Linked DNA regions of Homo sapiens: region 2 is linked to region 1. Evidence: chromatin loops called from intact Hi-C (ENCODE). Cell type or tissue: heart right ventricle. All regions are shown on one strand. Each heading gives the region's core, and the rest is flanking DNA. Links, peaks and the distances in the headings are about the cores only.

Evidence for each region. Peaks named below come from ENCODE experiments on the same cell type or tissue, not always from the same donor. Only the 100,000 strongest peaks of a DNase experiment are listed, where the experiment ranks them.
Region 2: a loop joins it to region 1, with 2.4 times the contacts of the local background. A loop is called at or near these places in 29 of 110 quality-filtered maps.

The regions. Positions count from the first base shown.
Region 1 is chr20:59,832,175-59,840,502 of GRCh38, forward strand. It overlaps PHACTR3 (phosphatase and actin regulator 3), which reads left to right. Exons shown (of 13, transcript NM_080672.5): 9 at 4,331-4,386; 10 at 8,195-8,256. Among named protein-coding and RNA genes, the nearest start is that of SYCP2, 97 kb to the right of the region's middle. In heart right ventricle, for the core only: no CTCF peak of the experiment used is centred there; DNase peaks (open chromatin) are centred at 3,037, 3,167 and 3,731; H3K4me3 peaks cover 3,535 bases; H3K27ac peaks cover 3,880 bases.
Region 2 is chr20:59,779,568-59,787,895 of GRCh38, forward strand. All of the region lies in intron 7 of PHACTR3 (phosphatase and actin regulator 3), which reads left to right. Among named protein-coding and RNA genes, the nearest start is that of SYCP2, 150 kb to the right of the region's middle. In heart right ventricle, for the core only: CTCF peaks have their summits at 3,665 (motif pointing right) and 3,865; a DNase peak (open chromatin) is centred at 3,674.

The DNA.
Region 1 (8,328 bases), core at 125-8,124:
TGATTCCAGCTGTAGTAGCTGCTGATCACATTCCTCTCTCTGAGCCTCAAGGGTCTCGCCTGTAATGTTGGCAAAGTAATTGTCTGTCCTTGGCATCAGGCTCGTCACCATTTTTCCTTTTGGAAGCCCCAACTCTGCATGAAGAGTTAGCATAGCTTCAGGTAGCAGGTGGACAAAAGGGTATCTTTTATGTATACTTAGGGTAACAAGTATTAATTTGGAGTGTGGGGTGTTTTTGCTCTGTGGCCAACTTCTTCCCCAAGTCTTGAACACTTCAGGGGGCCCTCACAGGCCTGCAGCACACTTTGTCCTTGGTATCTGGTGGGGGTCTGGGCAGGTCCGTATCTCTTGGTAGTGGGTTCATCTCCATCTCTGTTGGACAGAAATCTGGAAGAGTCCGGAGAGTGTTTGCAAATGCAAATCTAGTCCTGGCACGCCCACACCCCATCTCACCCAGGTCTGCTTTAAATCCTTCAGTGCCGCTCTGGGGTTCCAGGAGTGAATCCAGACTCTCTCTCCAGCGATGCCAGGCTGTGTGGGTCCTGCCCCTGCTCAGCCTCGGTGCACACACACCTCCATGCGATCTAAACGACCCCACCTCAGGACCTTTGCACATGTCCTCTCCTCACCTAGCGATCCCCAATCATCCTCTGGATCCCAACTAAAGTGTCACCTTCTGGGAAGCCATTCATGTGCAGATTAGAGCCTAGTCTGAACGGTGGCCTGGCCTTGTTGGGTTGGCAGAACCACCCTAAGACCCTGCTTAGCACCCTCACCTGGCAGTCAGGGGTCTTCTTGCTCACCTCAATCCCCTCCACTGGTGAGAACCACAGGGAGGGTCTTGGGGCCCACAGCACTGTCTAGGGTTCTGCATCCACCCTTCCAGGTGTGGGGTCCTGGCACTCTGTAAGTAGAGAGGCAGGTTGGTGACAAGCCAGTGGGGTCCTGGCCTGAGCACCCTTTTGCTCTGTTTACAACCCTGTGCCTCCGGGGCTGTGTCTACCCAGAGGACTGCATATTCTAGACCATTCAGGGGTACCCTGTTGACATTCAGTGAGAAGCTTGGCAGCTAGATGAAGCCCTGCAGTGAGCGATTGGACCACTACCAGACTGCCTCTGTGCCTTGGGACCAATTGCACAGTTTTTGCTGGCTTGATGTCCACGCTTTCCTGAGGTGTACCAGTTGGATGAAATGCTTTTCTGGGAACATGGTCCGCGATCAGCTGGCAAGTCACAGGTTGGGTTTTCTTGAGAAATTACTATATCCCAAGCATGCATTGTCACAAACATTTTTGTGCATTATCTCATTTAATGCTCATTAAGAGGGTCTGGTACTAATTCTCATTTTGGATGAGAAAGACAAGGTTCCAACAAAGGGCGGGGGGAAGCCTTGTTCGGGGGCCATGCCAGTGGACACTAGCCTCCAGGGACATTTGGGGTACTTCTCAGATTTGAGGAAATGCACAGCCTCACTCCTCAGGTGTCCCTATGGGTGTTCCTGGCTGGGCAGCTGGCTCAAGAATTGTCTTGAGCCACACACAAAATACAAATGGCTGGGGCCAGCATCGCGGACAGTGAAAGAGTTTACCAAGGCAGTTATAGGTAAAGAAAGGCAAATTTATTAGAGAAAGTATGAAGATCCGTTGCAAGGGTGCAATGGGCAGCACAGTAGAGAAGGGGCTGCTGGAAAGAGGCAGGCGCTGGAGGGAAGTTTTATAGGGTTGTGCCAGAGGGGCTTATGTGCAGATAAGATAGTACTGCTGGGTCTTCGAGTGGAACAAGGTGTTTGGAAATAGGATGTCATGCCAGTGGGTTGTCTGTGATTAGCTGGCTCTCAGAACAATTCTTCTCCCCCACCTAGGACCCCTTCCTCATTGTTGCTTACTTATTAGGACTCCACGTTTTACTTCCCAAGATCCCATTCCTATACACAGCCTCTCCCTCTTAGCCAGAGGAGCTGTGCAAAGGAAGTACCTTTTCATGGGTAAAAGACTCATGGTGCGCTCACTCTTGCTGGGCTTCAGGGATTTTTCATTTCTATTGCTCTAAAAGTGCCTGTGTGCCTTCCCCCTCCATCCCATCTCCTTCCTGCTTCCGAGCCCTTCTGTGGGCAGCATGGGGGCCAGGAATCTGGCTTGTTCCTGCTTTTCCTATGGTGGTCTGCCCCACCATTATTCACACACAGAGGCTGTTGGGTTCTCTTACCATTCCCTGTTTACAGAGACTCAGATACATTCAGAAGCGAGCTAATGCTGGGTGCCCAGCTCTAAGGGGAGACCCCAGACAACTCCAATTTCCTGATGATTTCTCTTCCTTTACCTAATTCCTTCTCCAAGACCCTTGCAGACACTGCTGTACCAAGTGGATTCTGTGTAACTCTCTCAGAAGTTTCCTCTTCCATGAAGCCTGCCTTGATTACCCACCCCCATCCTCACTCCCTCAGTGTTTAAGCCCAGTGTGTGAACAGTTAAGAGACGCTATGGTCTTCCCACACTGGTTTCTTCTCTTCATTTGGGTCTCAGCGAAATGTATCTCTGCCAGATTCTGAATGTATCTGCCCCTGCCCAACCACTCACCCACCATATCCGCCATTTCCTCCACGGCATTGACCACTCTCTCAGATGATTTTGTTCATTTGTCTGCCTTTACCTCTAGACCAGGGGCATCCAATCTTTCAGCTTCCCTGGGCCACACTGGAAGAATTGTCTTGAGCCGCATACATAAAATACACTAACGATAGGTGATTAGCTAAAAATAATTGCAAAAAAACCCTCATAATTTGTGTTTTCAGAAAGTTTATGAATTTGTGTTGGGCCTCCTTCAAAGCTGTCCTGAGCTGCATGCAGCCTGCAGGCCACGGGTTAGACAAGCTTGCTCTAGACTATGAGCTTCCCAAGGGCAGGGAAGACTTCCCATACTCAGCACTCTGTTCTGGGGGCTTGGAACAGTGCCTGGCACATAGCAAATATGTCATAGTCATCTCCTGAGTGCTTGAATGAGTGGCCTTTGGGGTGTTTTGACTAGACTGCAAAAGCAACACTTAAGTGAGCTAGGCTTTGCATACATTGTTTGGGACTGGGGAGGATTCCAGCCAGGAATTGTCAGGGGGGGAGGTTCAAGTCTCACTGAACATCGAGATATGATGTGGAAGCAACCACCCACAGAGCCAGAAGACAAAGCCCCCAGGGGAGCAGAACCACAAAGGGTTGTGTTCTAGTGGGGAGGGAGGAGTGGCTGAGCCCCGCAATGCCCTAGGCTTTCTGCTGGGACAAGGATTATAAATAGGAGATAAATAATTTTTAAATGGAGGCAACATCCTCACTGGGGCAAAATATTATGGCCCTAAATTCTAGGCATTCAAATACTGGGCCCTGTTGTCTCCCTGCTGTGGTTAGAGGATCTGGAAGTGGGAAGGTTTCTGGCTCTGGCCCAAGGACAATATTATTGTAGTCATAAAAATAATCAGAGCTTGGCATTAATTTTGGATGATGATGCCTCCTTCTCCTGACAAGCCCTTTATGTTTTTTGGTGGTGACTGTTGGCTGCATCCTCCAACTTCCTCAATGAGAGACCACTTGAAAAAGAAATAATAATTTGTCTTCATATCGCACACTCCGTCTGGGCTGATGGTGGGAGGGGAATGCGTGTGGGTGGGCTCAGCTCTGTTAGCTGCGCTGGCTGGAAGAGATTCCCAGTTTTTATTCAGCGCTCGAGCTGGGCTGCATGCTTGCTGACAAGAGGCGGGAGGCCCCTTAGACGTCTTTAGACACTCCCCCTGTGCTGGGCTGGGCACAGGCGGCTCTACTCAGCAGTTCAGCAGGCAGAAAGCCGGAAGGAGAGATCAGTGCTCCCAAGGCTGGTGTCTCCCGTGCTGACAACGGAGGCAGTGCTGGGAAGCATGAATCTCCCAGCATCTCTGGATCCAGAAGCCTGAAAACAGGTGGTGCTACCCACCCCTCCCTAAGCCAATGGGCAGGAAAAAGAATTTCCTGAACAGATCTCCTCGCTGCTTAAACACACTGCTCCGGTGAACAGTCCAGACCAGGCAAGGTTTGGGCGACAGATCAGAAAAATGAAGACCTGCACATGTGGAGCTGGAGCAAGGACTAGTCTAGTATTAGCTCTGTGACGGGAGAGCTTTGACTGTCACCTGGAAGTCTGACTTGATTTTGCCAGCAAGAGGCAACAACCAAAGGTTCACTTTCTCTCCTTCCAATTTTGGGAGGCGATCTATAGGGGTTTGCCAGCCACCTCTCATCCTTGCAGACCCCAGGTGGAATTTGCAGGCAGCCACTATGGTGCAAAATGTAATTTTAGTGTTTTTCCGCAGACGGCTGAGCCAAAGACCTGCCGTGGAAGAGCTGGAGAGAAGAAATATCTTGAAACGTGAGTAGCTGGTGATTCCTCTAGAGGTTTTCCTTCACGTGTGGTGAGGCTGTTGCACAAATCCTGAGTTCCCATAACCCAGCCCTTCTCTGCAAGCGGAATGCTCCATGCTCCCAGTAAACCTGAGCTGCTGCTGAATTCTGAAAGCAAGCCCCAAAGGAAAGCTGATATACCTAGAAACATTTTTTTTAATTTAAAAAAACTCCTTTCCTCTTAGCATAAAGATGTTTTTATTTTCAGGGTTAGTCCCATATGTCTAAGTGCGTTAGGTTTCAAGCAGGTCTTCCTGGCAGTTTGGGTCGGGGTTCTTCATGGCTATAGAAATCACAAAGCATGAACCGCATGAACACACTAGAGAAGGACACGCCCCTTGCCTGTTACACTTGGGAGGAATAAAGCAGTCAGCTCAGGGAAACGGTGAAGCCATGAGAAGCTTTCCTGTGGCTCAGGACTTTGAGGTTCCAGGACCCTCTGTTGCTCCCAGCCTTGCAACCCCTTGCATTTCCCGTTAGGTGGACAATTATAGCATATGCTGAGCATAGGTGTTCATGAGTAACCTCCATGCTCTAGGGCACTATATTCCATTAAATATTCCATAAAGTCAGTGATTTAGGGGTGGCCAAACCTCTTGAAAAAGTGTTTCTCCAATAGTTCTTTATCTAGTCATTTTCAGTTTTTAAAACATTTTCCACAGAAAGTGTCTTCTAATGGCTTGGATTTTTAAAGGACTTTTTTTCTCTTTATGTGATGAATACTGCAGACTTTCTCTGAGTTTGTTTTCTTATTTGTGAACATCTTTTTATGAAGTTATAATGGTACCAAGCTGACTTTCTGTCAGAAAATACCGCAGAGCCCCTTGTTGGTCTGGGTACTGAACTTGAATTGATTCCTCCCTCCTTTCTTTGCCTCAGTGCCTTCATTAACTGCCTAAAACAATCCCCTCCTTTATAGATTGTTGAAAATAACCCTCAGATAAAGACTTCTTCATTTTACTTTTTAAACTTAAGATATAGTGACTACTGTTCTATGTTAACTATACCATCTCTGAGGATTTAAAGAAAAGCTCTTCATTGATAACATGCTTAATTAAGTAGGCAGACAGAAAAGTCAAGCTGTTTCAGTTGCCAAATATTTGAATTTTTAAAAATTAAGTCACTTATTTATAAAGCTTGTAAGTTGCAGATGCTACTAAAAGTAGCAGTCCAGACTTGAACCAGGCAAGTTCAAGACACAGGAAGCACCACATTCCAAGTAGCCTGCTGTCAGCAACAGGAAGAGAGTACTACAGCCCAGACCTTTAACCCAGGAACCATGTCTTCTTTCAGTAGCAGCCTCTTCCTTCCTATCGTGGGCAACCAGGTCTTCCCATCAGCAAGTACTTCTAATTGTGTTAATCTTTGGAAATAAATATCAGAGCCTTAGAAATAGAACTATCTTTGGTGAATAGGGAGCTAGCAAATGCATAACTGAAACTGACTGCCCTTACCTTCAGTGCATGAAAGGGAAAATGGGTTTCCTCTGCGGTGGCCATGGCAATCCCGCCATAAACACTGTGCCTTCATCAGTGAATGTAGGTTTGTCCTTAGCTCGGAAGCCCTCTCTAGTGTCCTGAGTGGAAGGACCTGAGAATTTTACTGCTAGGTTTGTGGTGGGTGTTTGGTTTTACTTTTGTTCTGTGGAGATGAGAATAGGGTAACTATATATAGCCTAGTATGAAACATCATACTCATAGGCTCTAGATACACAGGACTTCAAGCACTCATACTGTATTGTATTTTCTTCTTGTAACCAATTCTTAGAATATCACTTTTGTATTTGCTTCAAGGGGGAACTCATGACTAACTGCAGTCATATCTGAGGAGCACTCAAAACTCCGCCCATATAACACTATAACGTGGATAGAAAAGCAGAAGAGCAGGGGTCCCTTTATATGGTGATGGTAATTCTTTATTAGGCCCAATCTGTGCCAGGGACTATATTCAGTACTTGGTATATATTCCCTCATTTAATCATTGCAACATATTTGTGAGGTTTGCACTTTTTAATAAATGAATATTGGGAAAAGGATAGCACTAGAGTTCAACCCCAGGTCTGCCTAACTCCATTGCCCATCTTCTTAACTACTGCATCAGAAGCAGTAATACATTTCTGGATATTCATGGAAGTCTCAGGTATAACTGTCCAAGCTGCTGGAGCTATTTCCAGAAAATATGAGTATAGCAGTCCTGATTATGGGTCCCTTGCTTTGTATAATGCAGAGGGTGTTCTGGGTCTGGAAATAAGAAATCCATAAACATATCACTAAGGGGAGCTCAGAAGGGGAGGTCTGTGGGCTTAGGCTAACAGGGAGGACTTCTTGGAGGAGGTCTCCAACAGAGCGCCTGGCACAAAGCAGCACTCTGACAGGAACTTTCAAAGATCAGTTCTCCAAAGACCCTGCTGGTGACCTTCGTAGTAATTATGGCATTTTTCAGGATTAAAAAAAAAAAAAAGATCTGACTTTGTTTCAATCTTTTCACATGGAAGCTGCACTTGGGAGCTGCCCATGGCCTATTTTAAAGAAATCTGAAACATTTTACGTCACGTAAATCCCTCATGGCTTGCCTTGTCTGGACACTTTCACAATGTCTCTCTAATTGTATCAGCTTTCTGATGATACCTTAAAAGTATGGTTTCTTCTGGTTTCTCACTTGTATAAAGAATTAAGCAGAAAGAGGATTTCATTACCTTTTCTAAAACACCCTAATCCAAGATGACTCACTTAAAAAAAATTACTGGAAAGCACAATATATTAAACTCTCATATAACCAATCCCACAAATGTATAAATATTTGAAACGCATCTTTTACATAAAGGCAGATAATGTGAAATTGTGTTAATTGCAAGTGGCAGGATTTCCCTTACCAAAACCTACCAGTGTTTCTAGGAGTGCTGATTGTTGAAATCTCTTTCCTAGGAATGGAGCTATGTTCAGGTCAGGGACATAAGGCTTTATTTAGCAACAGAGAACACCAGAAATAGGACAGCCATTATCTTGTATCCCAGGGGGAAGCTTACGTTTTATACTATATCTCAGCACTTTCGTCTATTTTTGGCTTCCAAGGGTAGGTGCGAGCACAGCTTGAATGTTAATAGTCACAACTTACCAAGCAAAGCTAATTTTGCTGAGGGACTTGGGCTCCTTTAAAAGGCACTGTCATATAACAGTGTTCACGCTTCAGCAATGGAGAGTCAGCGAGGTTCATAGATGTGTTAAGATTTGAAATATAGTCTGAACATATAAATTCCAGGCAAGCATATGCTGCCCAGGAGCTGAAGAAGGTGTTCCATGTTTTATGTTGGTTAAAAAGTCTGTACGCTTATTAAGGAAAAAAATTAGTGGCAGTGCTATTTATATTGAAATGTACATATACATTTATTTACTTAGTCTACTACAGCTTTTTTTATGTGGCATCTAAGTGCTAGATGTAAATATAAAGATATTTGGGGAGAAAGACAGACACAGAGGTGTCTACTTCCTTAAACAAACAGCAGCCATATCTGTGGTTGTTTCTAATGCACAGAAGGGCTGAGGAGACCAGGTTGGGATGACAGCAAAGCTTTGCTTAGTACAAGTATTTCTGTGTAATGAGACCATGATCTCCTGAGCAGTGACTGACAAAGTGGGAAGAAAACACCATGAGTGATGTGGAATTAACTTCAGCTCCCAGAAATATGGATATCTTGGGAACACTTCCCTGCTGAAGAGAAGAACGTTTCAACCTGTTTCTCTTTGTTATTTTTTTTTTCCTATTTTAATCTTTCACAGAAAGGAATGATCAGACAGAGCAGGAAGAAAGAAGAGAAATCAAGCAAAGATTGACAAGAAAGGTAGTATAAGCATTTTATTGCCTGAATAATAAAAGGTGGTCTAGAGAACAGCTGCTTCGGTAGCAGGTGGGA
Region 2 (8,328 bases), core at 142-8,141, 53 kb before region 1:
CGCAACAACTACTATTTTATTCATTTATTCATTTATTCTCCCTCTCTCCCTCTCTTTCCCCTGTTGAGGGAGGTTTGGCAGACGTTGTCTTATCCCATGTGAAAAAGAAAATTTTTGTTATCAAACGTTTTTGTGAACTTCAGTTCTCTATTAGAATGGAGAATGCATCTGCATGAGAATTTAATTTTTGGAAATGGTGGAGGCCCTATGCCCACATGCACATGCGTGCCCACACACACAGGCTTGCACATGGGGTGCCTTCGTGGGTATGCCTGGTCAGCGGTGGGTGAGCAGGGCCTTGCGCTCATTCTCCAGTCATCAAAAGCGAATTTTATGAGAAACAGTCTTTGTGTTGTCACTGCCCCAAGATTTAAGTTTTAAAACCTGTCAAGAAAAAGATGTTTGTGTTTTGTCTTTTCTCTGTGCTGAACCCAAGAGTCATGACCACACCTGTCTGGTTTTTCACAGTGTCCCAGCTCTGGGCGCAGTAGAAACACGTGATGAGGGGGAGCGAGGGACTGAGGGGCTGCTATGGGAATCCGGGCTGCAAGGGAAGAACCTACTGATGGAAGGAAGCTGACTTCTCCAGAGCCCCCCAGCTGCCTGTGCTGCTGCTCCTCCTGCAGACAGCTTCTCCCAGGTGCTCATGACAGCAAGGCTGCAGGCTAGGACTCACCACTGTGTCTCACCTGGGCCCATGTAAGGACAGCACAGGCCCTCCACTTCATCCATGCTGTAGTCTTAGTCCCTTTGAGCTGTCATAACAAAATCCCTAGACTGGGTGTCTTATAAACAACAGAAATTCATTCCTCACAGTTCCAGAGACAGGGAAGTCCAAGATCAAGGTTCTGACACGTGGGGTTTGGCAAGGCCCCACTTTCTCATAGGTGGTGCCTTCTATGTGTCCTCACATGGCAGAAGGGGCCACAGAGCTCTCTAAGGCCCCTTTCCTAAGGGTACCAATCCCATTGGTGAGGGTTCCACCTAATGATCTAATCACCTTCCAAGACCCTACCCCCCGAATACCATCACATTGGGGTTAGGCTTCAACATAGGAATTTTGGGGGACACAAACATCTGGCCCCTGGCATTGGGAATGTCACAGGGAGGGCTGTCTGTGCAGCTGGGTGGGCCTCCGTCTCTGGGGCTTACTCTGCGTAGAGAGACTTGCTGCAGGATTTGACCACCCCACGTGCCTCGACATGTTTCTTTCTAGCTCTGTGACCTTGGAAAAGTTTCTTAACCTCTCTGTGCTTCAGTTCTATCCCTTGTAAATGGGGGTGACAAGAAAGTTCTTATGAAGGTCAACAGGGGTGCTCACCGAAGTATAGCTTTGTCTCATTGTGCTCAGTGAGCGTTCTGGTTGCCGTGGTAATCAGCACTGTCACCCTCATCATCACTGTGGTTAAGGAGCATATAGGAACAAGGAAGCACTGGGCATCCACCGCTCATCAAAATACTGCCTCACAGGCATGAAGCAAAGTTTAGCTCCCAGTTTGTCAATGTTCCGTAGCTGATTTGTGCTATTCCTCATTCCTCGGCCAATTCATCAGTGAGAGTGTTGATGTCCCTGCCGCTGCATAGGTACATCTGTTCTCCATCCAGACATGCAGTTACATGTGTTTGTGTAACTGGCTGTGGTTTTGCTTGCCTGCTTAGCAAGGGACAAGGGCAAGGGGAATTAATCACCGGGGTCTATGTGCCAGGACAGGCTGGCGGGGACCTTTGGGTTGGTCAGGAGAAACAAGCCTCAAGAAGGCCTCTCGATGGCACCTGCCATGAGCCACCCGTCCCAGACCAGGTTGGGTAACCCACGGCGCCCAGCCTCAGATTACTCTGCCCATTGGGATGACCCTGGGCAGGTGGTGGCACATCTGGGCCCTGGCTGCCTTTCGGTAGCTCACAGGTGATGTCAGTGACCCCCTTGTCAGGTTGTCCTGGGGGCGGATGAGACAACGCTCATGGAGGGCCTGGCCTGTGTGGGCACATGGCGCTCACGTGGTAGCCCTGCTGCCAAGGTTTTCTGAGGGTGTGTCCCAGCGGCAAAAGAAAAAAATCTGATATTTGTACATTATTTATTTATAAACTATACATTAGGGGTACCATGCTAATATACTGTGTACTTTATAAAATATACATGCAAGATAGTAATAAAAGGTGACCCGAGAGAGTGACTATGTACATATTAATATGTTCTAGCACAGCCTGCCCCACTGTGTCCTAGGAGTAAGGCCCTAGGAAGTATATTTCAGCAAGCACAGGGGGGTTCTAGTGCTGGTGCAGGAGTGAAAGAGTAAATCCTAGCCCCCACAATCCCATGAGTCAATTCCAGTCAGCTAGGCGGTACAAGAGTAAAGGGACATACGGGATTTCCCGGCTTTATAGATTTTTTTTAAAGCTTCTTAAGACACACCCTTGCTATGTATTCAGCAAGTACTATATGTCCCAATCTAGGCCTCAAGGATTCTAAGGAGAAACTAGACACAGTCTCCAACCCTCTAGGAGCTCATGACTGACCTTAAAAGCTGATGTTCACCATAAACTCAACAACGCAAAAGAGGGCTGGGTCGGGAGTTGAAAGGTGTATTAGTCCGTTTTCACACTGCTGATAAAAACATACCTGAGACTGGGTAATTTATAAGGAAAAAGAGGTGGTTGTTTTTTTCATTTTGTTTTGCTTTGTTTTTTGTTTTGTTTTTTCTAAGACAGAGTCTTGCTCTGTTGCCCAGGCTGGAGTATCGTGGCACGATCTTGGCTCACTGCAACCTCCACCTCCGGAGTTCAAACAATTCTCCTGCCCCAGCCTCCCAAGTAGCTGGGATTACAGGTGCATACCACCATGCCTGGCTAATTTTTGTATTTTTAGTAGAGGCAGAGTTTCACCATGTTGGCCAGGCTGGTCTGGAACTCCTGACCTCAGGTGATCCACCCACCTCGGCCTCTCAAAGTGCTGGGATTACAGGTGTGAGCCACCACACCCAGCCAGAAAAAGAGGTTTAATGGACTTACAGTTGCACCTGCCTGGGGAGGCCTCACAATCATGGTGGCAGGCAAGAGAGAATGAGAACCACGCAAAAGGAGTTTTCCCTCATAAAACCACCAGATCTCATGAGACTTATTCACTACCACGAGAAAAGTATGGGGGAAACCACCCCCATGATTCAATTATCTCCCATTGGGTCCCTCCCACAACACTTGGGAATTATGGGAGCTACAATTCAAGATGAGATTTGGGTGGGGACACAGCCAAACCATATCAAAATCCTAAGACAAATGTGTGACGCCAAGAATGTGGTGACACGGGCATTTGATGACATGGAGAACGTTACACGGAGAGAGGCAACACTCAGGCAGTTCCTGGTACTGTCTAAATGTAAAGAAAGCCTTCTTTGCAGGCTCCGGGATCCTTTCCCCAGTAGACATACTTGTAAAAAGTGAATGCTAACGTGTTATTTGAATGCCATTTTAAGTGTGGGGAGGGTGTACTGAAAGGCTTCGTGCAGTGTATGCTTCTGTAAAGTGAAGAGCCACCTGCAGCGAGTGAGGACTCCCCCACAGTCGTCTCCATGGTGACTTCACAGAACAGCAGGCAGCCCCTGCCTTTTCTTGAAAGTTGGGGCTAGAGATTTGAAAGGCTGTGGAAACCCAGCCACTCCCTGCACTGACACCAGATGGCGCTGGAGATGCTCGCTGGGATGCAGGATGCTTGTGAGAACCTGGTCTCAGGACGACCTGGTGGGCGTCTTGCAGCGGAGGCAGGTCTGGCCCAGGGTGGTTCTGGCTGAGCACCAAGCAGCAGAGCTCTCAGAGTGGGAACGCACAGCCCCAGTGACAATCAGCTGAAACAGGGCTGCCCCCCGCCCCGCCCCACCCCGGCCCTTTTTTTTGTTTGAGCTATTATTTCCCATCAAGTACCTTGATAAGCACTTTTCATGCATTTTATTGCCTAAGTCCCTTGACAAGGTGATAAGACAGCTGCTATTACCGCTTTTTTTGTTTGTTTGTTTGTTAACAGTAGAGGAAAATGAGGCAAAGAGAGGGGATGAAACTTGCCCATTTTGAATCCAGGGCTTTCCAGCTCCACAGCACATGACTGTAGCCTACTGTTCGTCCAATGCGTAAGCACATCATAGGTGCCAGGCACTGCCCTGGGTGCTGTGGACACAGTGATACAAGCCAGGGTCCCAGCCCGCAGGTGCCTGCAGCAAGGGGGAGGCAGGAGCCCCCAGGAGGTGATTTCAAGATTGGGGCATGAGCACCAGATGGACACAGGCAAAGAGTACTCTGTGATTTGTGCATCTGAAAGCAGCTGTTCTGGGCCAGCCGTGTGCTCTTAAAAGCATTGGTAGGAACTGTATCCGTCTCCCTGGGGCCTGGGCCTCTGCACTTTGCAGGCTCCGCAAGGGTGAAGGTCAATCTTGTGTGTCCTCTTGGCTGAGCTGTTCCACCCAGCTATTGAAATGCTAGTCTGCATGTTGCTGTGAAGGTATTTTGTAGATGTGGTTGTCACCTGCAGTCGGTGACTTTAAGGGGCTTTGAGTGGCCCTCTCCAGTCAGTTAAAGGTTTGAGAATAAATTGGAGTTTCCCAGAGAAGAGGAAATCTTGCCTCAAGACTGCGGAATCCACTCCAGCCGCTGGCCTGCCCTCCAAATCCAGGACTGTACAGCCCCCGCAATCGCATGAGTCAATTCCTTAAAATAAATGTCTTAAAACACACACATATGCACATATATGTGTGTGTGTGGATGTATATATATATATATGTGTATATATAGAATGTGTATGTACAAACATGTATGTGTATGCATATGTATATGTGTGTGTGGTGTGTGTCTATCCCATTGCTTCTGTGTCTCTGGAGAGCCCTGACCCAAACACCAGGTGACTCTCAAGAGCTGCCAGGGTGGAGAACCAAAGCTTTAAAATGAGGAGTCCTGGTCATCAAGGTAAAGGCTTTCCACATAGGGACAGCTTGAGCCTGGGCGTGGAGATGAGACGCGTGAGGTGCACAGGGTAGCGTGGTTGTTGCATAGCCCAGTGTGAGACCTAGGGACTGGCCAGGGAGAGAGACCTTTATTCACCCTGTAAAGAAAGCTGGAATTCAAAAGACACCAAAGTGTGAAGCCTCTGAGGGTTGTCCCAAGTCACTCACCTCCTGGCTATGTGGCCTTGGGCTACACTGTGGGACGTTGTCATCTGCAAAATAGGAAAACTAAATCCTAGCACCTGCCTTATAGGGCTGCGGGGAGATGACATGGGAAACGCATTCAAAGGCTGCCTCTGGGCCTGGCATACCGCAAGGGCTCATTCAATCTTGGCTGCTCTTGCTGCCACTGGTGGGAAGCAGTGTGGGATCTCCTGCAGCTGAACTGATCTTTCTGGAGTGCAGACCTGATGCCGTCTGTCATGATTCAAGCCTTGGAAAGGGCCCCAGGACTTTCCGAGGGTGGGAGGGTGGGCTCCAGAGAAAAGACAGGGAGGGGCCATGAGGAGGCTCAGGCAGGAGGGGATGGGGTCTGCAGGGAGTGTCAGAGTCAGCTCCAGCTGCCGTAACAGGATACCACAGAGTGGATGCCTGAAACGACAGACGTTTGTTTTCTTACCATTCTGGAGGCTGAAAGTCCAAGAACAAGGTGATTTCCAGTGAGGCCTCTCTCTGTGTCTTTATAGGGCCGTTCCCCTGTGTGCTGGTTGGTGAGAGTGGGTGATGAGTACTCTGGCCTCTGTTTCCTCTACAGGGACACCAGTTCCATCAGATCAGGGCCCCGCTCTTGCAACCTCCTTTAACCTTAGTTACCTCCTTACAGGCCCTACCCACAAATACAGTCACATTGTGGGTCAAAGCTTCAACTTGTGAATTCTGGGGCAGAGCGGTGGTACACAGGTGAATCATAATGTGGGAGACTGAGGCAGAGAGGAGAAACTGGCAGGAGCTGGGGAGTGGGGATGGTGCTGCTGGACTCCATTCTTGCAGCTGTGGGCCCCTGGCTGCAAGAGAAAGCGCAGAGGGGAGGAAGCGGGAGATGATTCGCCAGCGACCTGAGTTGACTAGAGAGGGGCCCTGCCCAGCTCCACGCTGACAGGGACCATATAGTCAGTCAAGAGCGTTTATTGAGCACCTCCTGCATGCACTGTGAGGAAAGCCAAGTCACATCCACAGAGGAAGGCCGTGGTCAGCAGCACCAGCATCTGTCCAGTGGGTGTGTCCCTGGCATGTTGCACCAGCACAGCGTGTGAGGTCCGATCCTTAAAGCTGCTTCATTTTGTTTTCCAGCAGCCCTCTGCATCCCCTGCTTCTGCATCCCCTACTTCATTTTGTTTTCCAACGGCCCTCTGCATCCCCTGCTTCTGGTTTTCCAACGGCCCTCTGCCTCCCCTGCATCCCCAGGTAGCACTAGACTTTTCTGTTTATTTGCAGGTAGTGAACTGCCACTGAGTCTGAGTCGTAAACACTGTTTGGATTCAGAGGTCAGAATATCCTTCCCCTGTGATGCTCAAACTTCTGAGTCAGTTCGGTGTTTTGCCAGCTCCCTCCTCAACTGAGCCCCTCTGTGGCAGGAGGCCTGGGGCTGGGATCCTCCCCTTTGCCCTGCTCATTCCCCAGCTTCTGCGTGTGTGCCCCCAGGGAGTGCAGGCTAGCCTGGTGTCTGGGGGCCTTGGCTGGGCTCTGAGCTCTGTGTGGCCATTCAGTTTGCCCACTTGGGTCCCAGTCTGTGGGGCTGGCACCTGCTGGAGGTTCAATTTCCCTTCAAAAAAGGTCATGGTGATCCCTCTGAGAATTACTTTGAGAACCTGACAACTCAATGATGTGAGATTGCCTACTCCAAGGCCCTTCTGTGGGGGACAGCGAGGGCTGCTGTGGCCTCCTGCTCCTCTCTCTTTAAGATGAGCAGGTCCATCCACAGCAGCCCAGGGAGCAGCCCTGGGGGCAGAGCCATCAAGGACCTGGTGGAGCCATCCTGAAACTTCAACAGGTCAGGGTGGCCATTGTGCGCGGCATGGCACTTAGCACAGCTGAGCAGTTAAAGGGGTATATGGAGGGCCCTCTGTGCAGTTGACAGGTGTCTGTGGAGCACTCTCTGTGCCATTGACGGGTGTCCATGGAGCGCTGTCTGTGCAGCTGACAGGTCTCCACAGAGCACTCTCTGTGCAGTTGACGGGTGTCCATGGAGCTCTTTCTGTGCAGTTGACAGATGTCCGTGGAGCTCTCTCTGTGCAGTTGACAGGTGTTTACAGAAGTCTTTTTCTGTGCAGTTGACGGGTGTCCATGGAGCGCTCTCTGTGTAGTTAACAGGTATTTACAGAAGTCTCTTTCTGTGCTGCTTGTAGAAGTCCTCAACAATGGTGATCTTCACTAATCACTATTTTTTTTTCAGGAAGTATGCAGGACTTTTGCAATCCAACGTGCGTGTGTTATTTTAAATTTCATGGCTATGGTGGCAGTGGTGTCAGAGTAAGGGAAATCATGCAGAGTGGAAGCAAGAGGAAACCCTGTCACTTGTGCCCTATTCTGTTGCAAAACCATGTCCCAGTGCTGGCCTAGACACACGGGGTAGGAAAATAGACACCACGTTTTTGTAGGAAGATTGGAGAATAGTGGTCTCCTTGCACTTGACCTGCTGTGAAGAGTTGATGTTAACTTCTTGGTGAGTATGTAAATTACATCCATGGGCACAGGCGTTCTCGCAGAGGATGCCCCATCCAGGCCTGTGATGCAACTGCAGTGCCCTGGCAAGTGCACTGGCTTCCGGGGCTGGGCTGGGGAGGGCACTGAGCTGAGATCCAGAGGAGGAGCAGAGGTGGGAGGGTCTCACAGGCTCAGAAGCTCCAGGGTGGAAGGAAGCCCAGCCTTTGAGGGACGAAAGGGAAGAAGACAGGCAGAGATCATTCTGGAGAAGCCAGTAGGGGAGTGGCCATGTGCAGCCTTGTCTACTATGCCAGTGATCTCACTCTTTATATAAAGAAAATGCACAAGAGATATAGGGACATCTTTGTGGCTGTTGTTCTGCCAACAACCGTGGCACACACAAAAACCCTCACAGCAGGAGCCCAGGAGGAGAAGAGAGTCCCCATTCCACTCCTTAGACAGCCCCTCTGGCCAGGAGCTGGAGAGGAGAGTTTCCAGTGCCATTCCTTAGTCAGGCGCCCTGGGCTAGAGCTCAGGCTTTCAGACAGAGCCTGACTTTTCCACACCCACTTCCTACTGGTTTACAGCTACTGTATAAAGCAAAGCACCCTCACTTTCCTCTTTGTGACAGGTAGTGATGCTTTTTACAGAAACTAGACTTTATAGAAGCCTGGAGGTGTGGAATGGTAGAGATCCACAG